Regions from separate parts of the Mus musculus genome. Here region 2 is linked to region 1. Evidence: chromatin loops called from intact Hi-C (ENCODE). Cell type or tissue: left cerebral cortex. All regions are shown on one strand. Links, peaks and the distances in the headings refer to the core of each region. The heading gives the core; the rest is flanking DNA. Region 1 has its middle 10 kb from the start of Gm23056. Region 2 has its middle 110 kb from the start of Gm23056.

The links. A loop is a pair of places that touch in the nucleus more often than their neighbours do. Peaks named below come from ENCODE experiments on the same cell type or tissue, not always from the same donor. Only the 100,000 strongest peaks of a DNase experiment are listed, where the experiment ranks them.
Region 2: it touches region 1 in a loop (2.7-fold over the local background); 6 of 42 quality-filtered maps call a loop at or near these places.

The regions. Positions count from the first base shown.
Region 1 is chr1:128,873,138-128,878,519 of GRCm38, forward strand. No RefSeq gene overlaps it. Among named protein-coding and RNA genes, the nearest start is that of Gm23056, 10 kb to the right of the region's middle. In left cerebral cortex, for the core only: a CTCF peak has its summit at 2,308 (motif pointing right); a DNase peak (open chromatin) is centred at 2,323.
Region 2 is chr1:128,997,208-129,002,589 of GRCm38, forward strand. No RefSeq gene overlaps it. Among named protein-coding and RNA genes, the nearest start is that of Gm23056, 110 kb to the left of the region's middle. In left cerebral cortex, for the core only: no CTCF peak of the experiment used is centred there; DNase peaks (open chromatin) are centred at 2,849 and 3,099; H3K27ac peaks cover 248 bases.

The DNA.
Region 1 (5,382 bases), core at 279-5,278:
CCAGCAATCAAAATTCATTATCTGGCTAGATCAGCTCAACTTGTCCAATCCAGTTTTTAACCAACTCACCCTAACACAGACTTCCCCCTTAAAAACTAGAGACACCTGATGCTGCCTTTGTCCGCTAAGAGGTAGACCCTCACACCCACCCAGTGTCCCTCCAGGGTAATCTTCTCCTTTGTGCTGAGAACTTTGTGTCTGGGTGTGTTCCGTGCCTACTCCAAGGCCCCAGTCAGCGGTACTTTCTCTGTAATTCCAGGGAGGTGGGAGGATCGGGAGGGATCAGGGATGTTCTGGGGACTTGGCTCAGAGTTAAGGTGATTGTCCCACAAGCGTGAGGACAAGAATTCAGACTGTAGAACCCACCTAAATGCTGGGTGAGAGGTGCGGCCCATCTGTAATCCTAGCCCTGGCAGGCGGAGACAGTGGATGCCCAGAATAGGCTGTCTGGTGAGAAGAGCCAGGTTGATAAACTCAGTTTGCTGGAGGCTCTGCCTCAGTGAATAAGGTGAAAGGGCCATTGAATTATTCTCAGCACTGACCTTGGGCCTCCTTGTGCACGTGAACATGCACATTCATACATGCACACCCACAGCCTTGTGCACCTACACATATGCAAACATGCATACACATGTGCACACCACACATTAAAAAAATGAAAAAATAAGAAATTATTTTCATCTTTGGCTACATATAGAACTTGAGGTTAGCCTTGGGTCCCTGAGACCCTGATTTACACACACACACACACACACACACACACACACACACACACAGAGAGAGAGAGAGAGAGAGAGAGAGAGAGAGAGAGAGAGAGAGGAGGGGCAGGGACAGAGAGAGACAGAGACAGAGAGAGAGAGACAGAGACAAAGACATAGACAGAGTCAGCGAGAGACTCACAGAGTGATTTATTTGTTTTGTATTTATTCTCTATCTCCTCAAGGCTGTTAGCGGTCTGAGTAATTGGAAGTGCATGTGATCTCATGTGTATTCCTTAGAAGGTGAGAACTGACTGACCCGGACCTCAGCCATGGCTTCCTTTCCTTCCCAGGTCCTGCCTGGTTTCCCACCTGTGTGGTGAAGGTTGAGGCCATTAGAGGTTCTGTTTTCAAAATCACTTAGGGCTGTTAGAACGGAAGATATCAGAAAGAGTTCCAGTGTGACCCCGCAGGCCTGCTTCCGGTTATACCGTTAAGAATGGATCACACTGTGCCGCAGCAGCAGGGTTACAGGAGCCAGAGATCAGATCAGGTGCTGCAGCTGCTTCCAGAAGGGCTGCATAGAAATGGCTACACACACCGTCAAAGGAAGGAAATCCCACCACACGCTGGAACCCGCTAAGTCACGTGGACTTCATGTTACTGTACGAGGGCCCTGGAAGAGCAGAACTCAGAGACAGAGAGAAGAGAGCTTGTCAGAGCTGAGGGGAGGGCGATGGAGAGCTCTTTAAAAGAAAAAGTTCAGTTTTCCAGAGAGAATCAGTCCTGGGAGATGTTTCCCAGTGTGAAGACACTGGACAGTATTAAACAGGGCCCCCTGCAGTGGCAGGTCTGTGTTAGTCCTAGTATTTAGTATGTCTGTGTATGTTTGATGTGCGTGTGGGCACGTGTGACATGGTGTGTGTAGAGTCTGGAGGATGGCTTTGTGGACGCTGTCTCCTTCCACCTCCACATGGGCTCCGGGATCAAACTCCGGGATCCTCGGGTTTGCGTGACTTTGCCCCCTCAGCCATCTCCTCTGCTCTCATGCCAATATTTTAACCACGATAAATTCATTAATGACACAGAGAAAAGGGATATGGATTTCAGAGATCCTGGATTGAAGGGAGTGAGTGAATGTTGACATTTGACCCTGAGCCCCAGAGACTGACAGGACCCCGATGCTCAAGAGCCCTTTTCTGAATAACGTTTAAGTGTCTGTTCCATCTCCAGCGCTAAATGAATCTGGCATGGTGGAGCGCTCTCTTGCCTGTAATCTCAGCACTCAGGAGGTGGAGGCAGGAGAATCATAAGTTCAGGGCAGATGTTCTGTTACATTCAAGGCCAGTCTGGGCTAAATGAGACCTTGTTTAAAAAGTAACATATTAAAAACAAATAAACAAAAATGTGTTTGGTTTAGACTTGGGACATTTGAAATTTGCCTCATTCTTGTAAAGCTTTAACTGTTTGGAGAAAAGTATCCCTCTCCAGGGTCCTCTCCTTAGGGCGTTTTTAATGCTCTCGAATGCTGATGCTTCTCAGACGTGTGTATTCGTTTTCTCTTGGCTTTTATTTTTTTTCTTGCTCTGTAGGTGCATTACTCTAACTGACCACAAGGTGGCAGGACAGGCACTTGGATTTTGCCAGCCACCGTGGTACCTAGAGTTGTTGCGGGGCTTTACGGGTTTGCCTGTAGATGAGGGTGGGGTTTCAGCTCATTTGAATAGTCAAATGGTCCAAGGTAGAACTGGATACATTTAGTGCTTGAAAACCCTTTGAATGACTGGAAGGGAGTGTGTGACAATACAATATCCGGTGATAATTGATGGGTGTTTTAAGTTTAGATTTGTCTGTCCACTTAGGCTTTGCCTGAGAGAAGGAACTCAGTTTATTAAAAATGACTGAGTTTTAAAATATTTGAAAATTTCAACTTTTACAAAAACTTCTTATTGATTCTTTTTGAGTTTCACATCCTGCAGTCCAATCCTACGCATCTCCCTCCATATCTGCCCTCTGCCCTGGCAACCTCCTTGCACAAAGAAAACAAATACCCAAAAAGCAAAGAAAAAAAACCCCAAGCCCCCAACCCTCTTGCCATGATAACAGTGTGTGTCACACAGTCAGTATACCCTTTTGCCAAACACCTTTTCTTGCTAATAAATCACTGGTCTGATTTGAGGCCTCTGGCTTCTGCAGAGGAGCCTCACTAGGACTTTTCTTGAATATCCTGTTGTTGCCTGTATTATGGAGGTCCTGCAGCTTTGGTTTCACAGGACTGGCTCCTTCATGTGTTCTAAGAGCAGTTTGTAGATGGAGTAGATGTTAGGGTGGACCAGTTCAAAGCCCTGGTGTGTGTGTGTGTGTGTGTGTGTGTGTGTGAATGTATGGATGTGAAGGTATGCAGGTCACGGGACATGTGTGGGTCCACCTGGGTTCTGCACTTAGGTCATCAGGCTTGGTGGCAAGTACATTAACTCTCTCACCTGCCCCAGAATAATTTATTTAAAATTTTATACAAATACATATTGTATATTGAGCACATTCCCCTATGCCCTCTTCCCTGTCCCCCTTTCTCCTAGTTAATCTCAGGCCCTAGATGGATTCTCTCCTGCTTTTATGGCTCAGACACAATTTTACATATCTACATAAAATCTAGGAACTACAAATGAAAACTTACGGTTTTTGTTCTTCTGAGACTGGCTTAATTTGCTGAGCAAGCTTCTCTCCAAGTGAGCACATTTCCTGATAATGACGTAACTCTGTTCTCTTCATGGATGAAAAAGAGAGGCATTGTGCACACACACACACACACACACACACACACACACACACACACACACATTTATGGATGGACTTTTAAGCTTTCATACATGCATATGTTATATGGTGAGCATACTGCTCGCATCTCCCACCCCTCTTCCATTCCTCTGTCTGTTAGTCCCCTTTAGCATCGTAGAGAGTTTATTTCTACTTTCATGTCATATATATCTATATATCAACATGTATATATATATATAATCTTAAGCATCTCTGTAAAAATCTAAGACCCATAAATGAGAGAAAACACAGGTATTTGTCTTTCTGAGGCTGACTTAATTGCATTACTATATACATCTCTGACCACACTTAGCTGACTGCAGAGGACGTGACTTCATCATTCTCTATGGTGCAGGCATCCCACTGTGTGGAAAAGCCATAGTTTCCTCACACATTGCCACGTTGCTTGGTCCCATAACTTAGCTTGTGTGCAGACTGCTGCAGTACACATGGGTGTTCAAGTATCCCTGTGATGGGTTGGCTTTGAGTCCTTTGGGGAAAAATGCTCAGGAGTGTGGGACAGCTGGGTCACACTGAGGACATATTGTTATTGTTTTCTGGGAACTATCCATGTTGCTTTTCAGAGTCGCTGTCCTAATCTGCAGTCCTGTTGTGTCATACTAAGAAGTTTAAATTTCATTTTATTCTACACACACGTGAACGCATGTATCCTGGTAGTTGTGTGGTGGTCAGAGGGCAAGTTATAGCCCTTGGTTCTTCTCTCCTTCTATCATGTGGGTCCCAGGGTTCGAATCCAGACTTTCAGGCTTGACTACATGGGCTTCTAGACCCTGAATCACCTTGCTGGTCCATGTTCCACATTTTTAAAGTGGATTTAAAAAAACCCATAATTTAAGTGTGCTGTATGCTTGTGATTCAGGCTACCACACTGGTGCTTTCTGATGATTTAGAGCTCCCGAGGGCACGGGGAGAAATTCAGCACAGCAGGAGGCTCCCAACAGCTCAGGCTGGGGGCAAGGCAGACCTGGCTAGATTCTCTCTCAGTCTCTCAGGAGATGCAGTTCTTGGCACAAGTCCCTCATGCCATCTGAAGCTTGGTCCCTCTTCTGTGGGAAGGGGATATGAATTCCAGCCTTATGGGAAAACAGAAGCAGTCATTCACTCGCTCACTCATTCCTCACCAACAGGATTGTGAGGATAAAGAGACAGTTAGGTACCATTCTGCACAGCAGGGTGGGAAAGAGTTGGGAGGGGCTGTTCTTAGTTCCAGAGGAAAGGTACCATTTGCAAGTGGTGCTCTGCAGGCTGGGAAACAAGGCCAAAGTGGGAGCTAGAGGACACTGATACCCAGCAGGGACTTGAGAGTCTGGACAGTCTAGCGGTGTGGTTTGCAGTAAGCAGAGTTTACTATCAGAGACAATCATCTATCTGCTGGTTCTGTGACCCAGTGGGTAGGGTGCTTGCCATGAATGCACAGAGCCTTGTATTTGACCCACCCAGCACTGAGTTAACTCAGCATGATGACACACATCTGTATTCACAGCATTCAAGACATGGAGGATCAAAAGTTCATGGTCATCGATAGATTATACAGTGAATTGAGACCAGCTTGGACTATAAGAGGCTATGCCTTAAAACGAAATCGAAACAAACTAAAACAAGTATCCAGCAACACAAAACACAACAAGCTATAGAAGGCCTTCCTTTGGAATTCCATGGACCCAGTACTTCTTGGGGAATACAGGCTTGGCTGTGCTGAGCTGAGCTGAGTTGATGTTCATGGGTGAAATGCAGGTCTGAAGTTATAAAATAGACACTTTCTTTAGGGATGGTGTGGCTCATATCCTCCCCACACTGTCTGCTTCCATCCACCCACCTGCCTGGCTTACAAGCCCTGCTCCTGTAG
Region 2 (5,382 bases), core at 321-5,320, 120 kb after region 1:
AGGGGTACTGTTTACTGGCTTGCTCTTTATGGTTTTCTCCTCATGACTTACCCAGCTTGCTTTCTTATCAGTCCCAGGATCTCCAGCCTAAGTATGGTACCACCCACAATGCACTGAGCCCAAATACATCACTAATGAAGAAAATGTCCTATAGGCCTGCCTACAGCCCAGTCTTATGGAGGTAGTTTCTTAATTGAGGTTCTCTTCTCTCAGATGACTTTACCTGTGTCAAGTTGACATAACATTAGCCAACACAATAATGTTACTTGTATTTATGTCTTTAGGGTTGAGCCTTTGGTATGGGATAGCCAAATAGTGTGTTCTCTCCTAAGGGAGACTATTTCCCCTGCTCTCAGCATTTCTTAGCTGCCTATAGTTATTTAAGTAGGGTTGAGACCTCTTGGGCTTTCTCTATCCATCTTCTGTATGTTATTGTCTCTGTTCATCGCAGTGCTCAGATGGCTTTGTAAGTGAGACTTTATGGCATAGTTTCTGACACCTCTAGGAGATACAATCTCATAACGAACTTCCCATTCTTCTGTCTTTTACAATCTTTCCTCCTCCTCTTCTGAAATGTTTCCTGAGCCTTAGGTGTAGGGGTTGTCCTGCCTATGGATATGCTGGGGCTGGGCTTTACAACTCTGCATTTTGATTGGTTGTGATTTTTCTGTTGCAAAAAGAAGTTTTTCTTACAATGGATGAGGACTACACTAATCTGTGGGTATAAGGACAAACATGTAGTTATGGAACATACTGGTTTAGTAGGGTAGTGGTTGCAGAATATCCTCTAAGATTCCAGGCTTCACTAGTCCTGGGTAGTTGGCTGTGCTTCCAGAACCAGGCATGATTTTCCTCCTGTTGAATGGGTTATAAGATCAATTGGAGAGCTGTTGGTTGCCACCGAGGTATGCATGACACTACTACACATTGTTATGAACCATTGTTATGGTTCATGGTTCATGGGTCATAGCTGGGTAGCACTGTTAATTGCTTCCCTCCGTTGGAAGCATGTATAACTCCTGGTATTCTGAAAGCTAGTCCTGGGGAAGAAGCTATTATCTCAGTTCTAGCTCAGGGGTCTCTGGACCCTGTTTCTGAAGTCCATAGTGTCATCAGCAATAGGAACTCATCTTCCCCTGCAGGCTGGGCAACTCAGGACAATAGAAATACTATGTACTATTTTGGGACTCTCTTAGACAATCCTGACCAACAACTCCAAAAAAGTAAAGCACTTCTTTTCAGTGCCAGGACATACCGAGTATCTAAAACCTGGTTCCTCTTAGGGCATCAAACTTTGGGTTCCCAGCTCTCCTTTTCAGGAATATCTCAGGACTTGAGCCTGGGAAGCAGATTCAATGGGTGAAGTGCTGGCCCAACAAGCAGGAGGAGCTGAGTTTGAATCCCTGGAAATGATGTAAAGCTGTCATAGTGTATACTTCAGTAATTCCAGTGCTTGTGTGGTAAGGTGGGAACTGGAGACAGAGACTTCCTGGAAGCTCAAGGGTCATCTACCTTGAGATATGCAGCAGTGAACAATAAGAGACTGTCTCAAATGAGGTATAAGGAGAGGATTGACACATGAGTTTGTCCTTCAGCCTCTGCATGCGTTTAGTGGCACAGGCATATGCCACCAATACTCACATACTCACATGCAAACATAAATGGATACCCTACCCCACACCACACATGGGATTATCTCAGCACTTTGTAACTGAAGCTCAGGTGACCTAGCTCTCTGTCTCATATCTGTGGCTATAGGCTGAGACTTTCATACCCTGTGTGACAATGAGCAATAAAACTCCTGTTTATGATCCCCTATCCTCTTTATGGAACCTCTGCTCCCGTATCCCATCAATCACTGTCATCTCAAAATTTTGCAGTGTCTTACAAAATGAATGGATGCCAATCTTCCCACTGCTTTTAGGCTTCTGCAATGAAGATCTGTGCATATCTTGTCTCCCACAGTGGGAATTATATCACATGGAATCTTCAGTGACAACAGATCCTCAACAATGGCAGGGTTGACAATTGTATCATCTGCCACTATGGTGATAAATGTTAAACCAGATACCACCCCACAGGGTTCCCACAATTCGGTGCATTAAGTGCAGAGCTTAGGGACCCAGGGCTAAAATTTCTGCTGTCCCATGCAGGAACTTAAATGAGGAAGGAGGATGGTGGGATGGAGAACATGTGATTCCCCGCAAAGAGATGGTGCCTTAGCTCTGGCCAACCACTGCCATGCTTCGTTATAAGTTCTTCACATTTCTCTAGAGAAATGGAACTGTAGATTTTATATGCAAGTTCCTTGTGTAAAAATATCAGCAACCAGTTCACATTAAAAACAGATTCTCACTTGTGGAATTCGTGTCATTTTGTTTTAATGGGCTGTTTCAGTCTTTCCAAGCTCCTGAATGAATACAATACAGTAATCCAAACCACACAGAGCCTGACCATGGGGCAGAGGACATAGTCAGAAGCCCTATACTCCAGAAGTCTCTAAAGAGCTATTTACAATGTCACTACCACTCCAGCAATGGCCTAAGATGCCACAGGCCTCACCAATGTGGCCACCCTAACTGCCATGGCTTTCATGCTAATTTCAGGTTTCCATTCAGGATCTTCATTGAATCAATTACTTTCCCCACACTGGGTCAAAATTCCTGAGAAAATGACCTTAAGGAAGGAAAGGCATATCCTCCTCACAGCCTCACGGGGCCACGCCCTCCCTGTGGGGAAGTCACTAGCTTGAGGCAGCTGGTCACACTGCATTCACAGTCAGGAAGTGGAGAGATGCCGGTGCTCAGCTCAGCTTCCAAGGTTTTCCTCTGGTCAGGATCCACTCCTATGGGGTGGGGCTTCCCACAATGTTGTAGATCTTCCTGATCCAGTCAACCCAGACTAGAAACTGCCTCACAGATATGCCCAGAAGTTTGTCTCCTATGTGCCTATAGATCCTGTCAAGGGGCAAATCAATATTAATCATCACCCTCAGATTTACTTTCATTTCTTGTTTGCTTTTCTGGCTGGCTTTCCCATCCAAGGCATACAGGAACTCTACAGTTCTTCTCAGTGCTTCCTCTACAGGCGTTGGCACCTTCCATCTGCTTCTTCAAAAGGAGCCGAGCTGCCAACTTCCATAAATACTCTGCCAGAGGCCAGACTTTCCCCAGTGTCTCCATCAAGCCCCTGTGTTTCTTTTGTAGATATCTGTGCTTCTTCTCCTGGGTGGTAGCTCTCCATGCCTGTCACTGTGCATCTCCAAGGTAGAAAAGAGCACATAGATTCTAACCATGTAGAATGTCCTTGTGAGACTCAGCTGTCAAACTGTACTGCAGGACCTGGCTGGAGCTCAATTAGTTCTGCCTGGTTTACGTACTGGAGCACCATTTCCTCAAGATGCAATTATATTTGGGCACAGGATCTTTCTAGTGTATTGGGTTGGTTATGATTAGGACACTGGGCACTGTCCTACTTCTAAATGACCCAGTGATCATAACCCAGCTCTTGATTGTTCTCTCCCCATGCTTATACAGTCTTGTCTGTCTCCCAGCCTGTGTTCTCGTTTGCCCCTTCATGAGAATCAGAGTTGGATCCCTTGTAGCCCAGATTTTTTTTTAAAAAACAGGGTTTTAAATCTTAGCTCTGAGGAGGTAGAGACTTGAAGATTTCTTGAGGCTTCCTGGTCAATAACAGTACCCAGTTTGGTGAGATGCAAGTAAAAAGACAAAGGCTATGTCTCAACATAAGGTGGATGGGTTCACCTGAAGTTGACCCCTGGCTTGTATACATACACACACACACACACACACACACACACACACACACACACACTACATGAAAGCAACCATTTAGATTTAAGAAAAAGACCTCTGAAGAAGCCAATTCCATGGATACTTAAATCTTAGACTTGTAGCCTTCAGAATAGGTAGATAATGTTCTATGGGGATATTGTTATGTCAGCCTAGCAAACTAAAAGTCTCCAAACAAAGATCTCAGTCTTGTGCTACAGGCTCCCAAGTGAAGACTTCATGAAATGCAGCTTGACATCATGGTTACCGTGGGCTACATTAAGGACTTTGTAAAGGAGTTCTAAATAGATGTTTTAGAATGGAAGCATGTATATATGTAATTCCTCTTCTGTTTAAGTTCTTCTCTAGTACTGACATGAACATAGTGGGACTATCTGGCATTGAGTGTGTGTGTGTGTGTGTGTGTGTGTGTGTGTGTGTGTGTGTGTGTATAATTGGTGAGAGTACATGTAGAGATGGAGGGAACCCCAAGCTACCTCCCACAGGAGACCATTTATGCTCTGGTGGGAGAAAATGCCTGTTTGAAGCCTGTGACCAGGAGGCACTTAGGTTCTGTTCTGTTTTGTGGTTAAGTTGGAATTCGTGACTTAAGAAGAAAGTTATGGGTCATGGGAAGATATTAGAGACCAAGTGTGTGTGTGTGTGTGTGTGTGTGTGAGAGAGAGGGGGGGAGGGGGAGGGGAGAGAGAGAGAGGTAGAGGGAGAGAGAGAGAGAGAGGGAGAGGGAGAGGGGGAGGGGGAAGGGGAGAGGAAGTGAGGGAGAGGGAGGGGAAGGGGGAGGGGAAGAGGGAGGGGGAGCAGTAGAGAGATGCATGCCCTGGAGGCCAGAGGAAGCAAGCATCACTGAACCTGGAGCTAGACTGACATCTAGCAAGCCCCAGAGTTTCCAGTCTCTACTCCCAACAGTGCTGGGATAAGAGGTGCATGTATGGCCACACCCAGCTTATTATGTGAATGCTATAGATTCAAATGCAGGTTTCTTATGCTTGTGCAGTGAATGCTCTTACCTACCAGGCCATCTCCCCAGTCTCTATAATGCTAATTTTACTGTCAGCTTTAAGGGCCTGGGCAAGGTCAGCTTTAAAATTCTTTAGTTGATTAGTCTTGATGGCATAGTTTTGTCATTTTCTGTCAGACAAATCCTGTTTACTGTGTTTGGTCTGATGAACATTCTTAGCTTCTCAGCATAATTTTGACACTTGATCTTATTGTTTTTACATTGTATCTTACAGGTATCGATCAGTCCAAAATTAGCAAAGAAAGAAAATCATAATTAGTTGATAGCTATGGAATGAACATTTCCCAGGAAAAGACAAAAACCATGGATCTATATTGTTTTTAAACTGGAAAATTTCCAATGAACAAAGCCCCCTCTTCTTCCTGGCAATGATTTGGAAGTCGCCTGGAGCTCCTGGCTGTGACCACACAGCACAATTAGCAGACCATTGCTTTTTGGCTTTGCTGAGTTGGCAGAACAGTGTGTGCAAAGTTGACAGAGGGCCTCTCTGTGGGTGTCTTACCCATTGATCTTGTCTTGGTGTGAGAGCAGGGGGGGGGCTGGGAAGAGTAG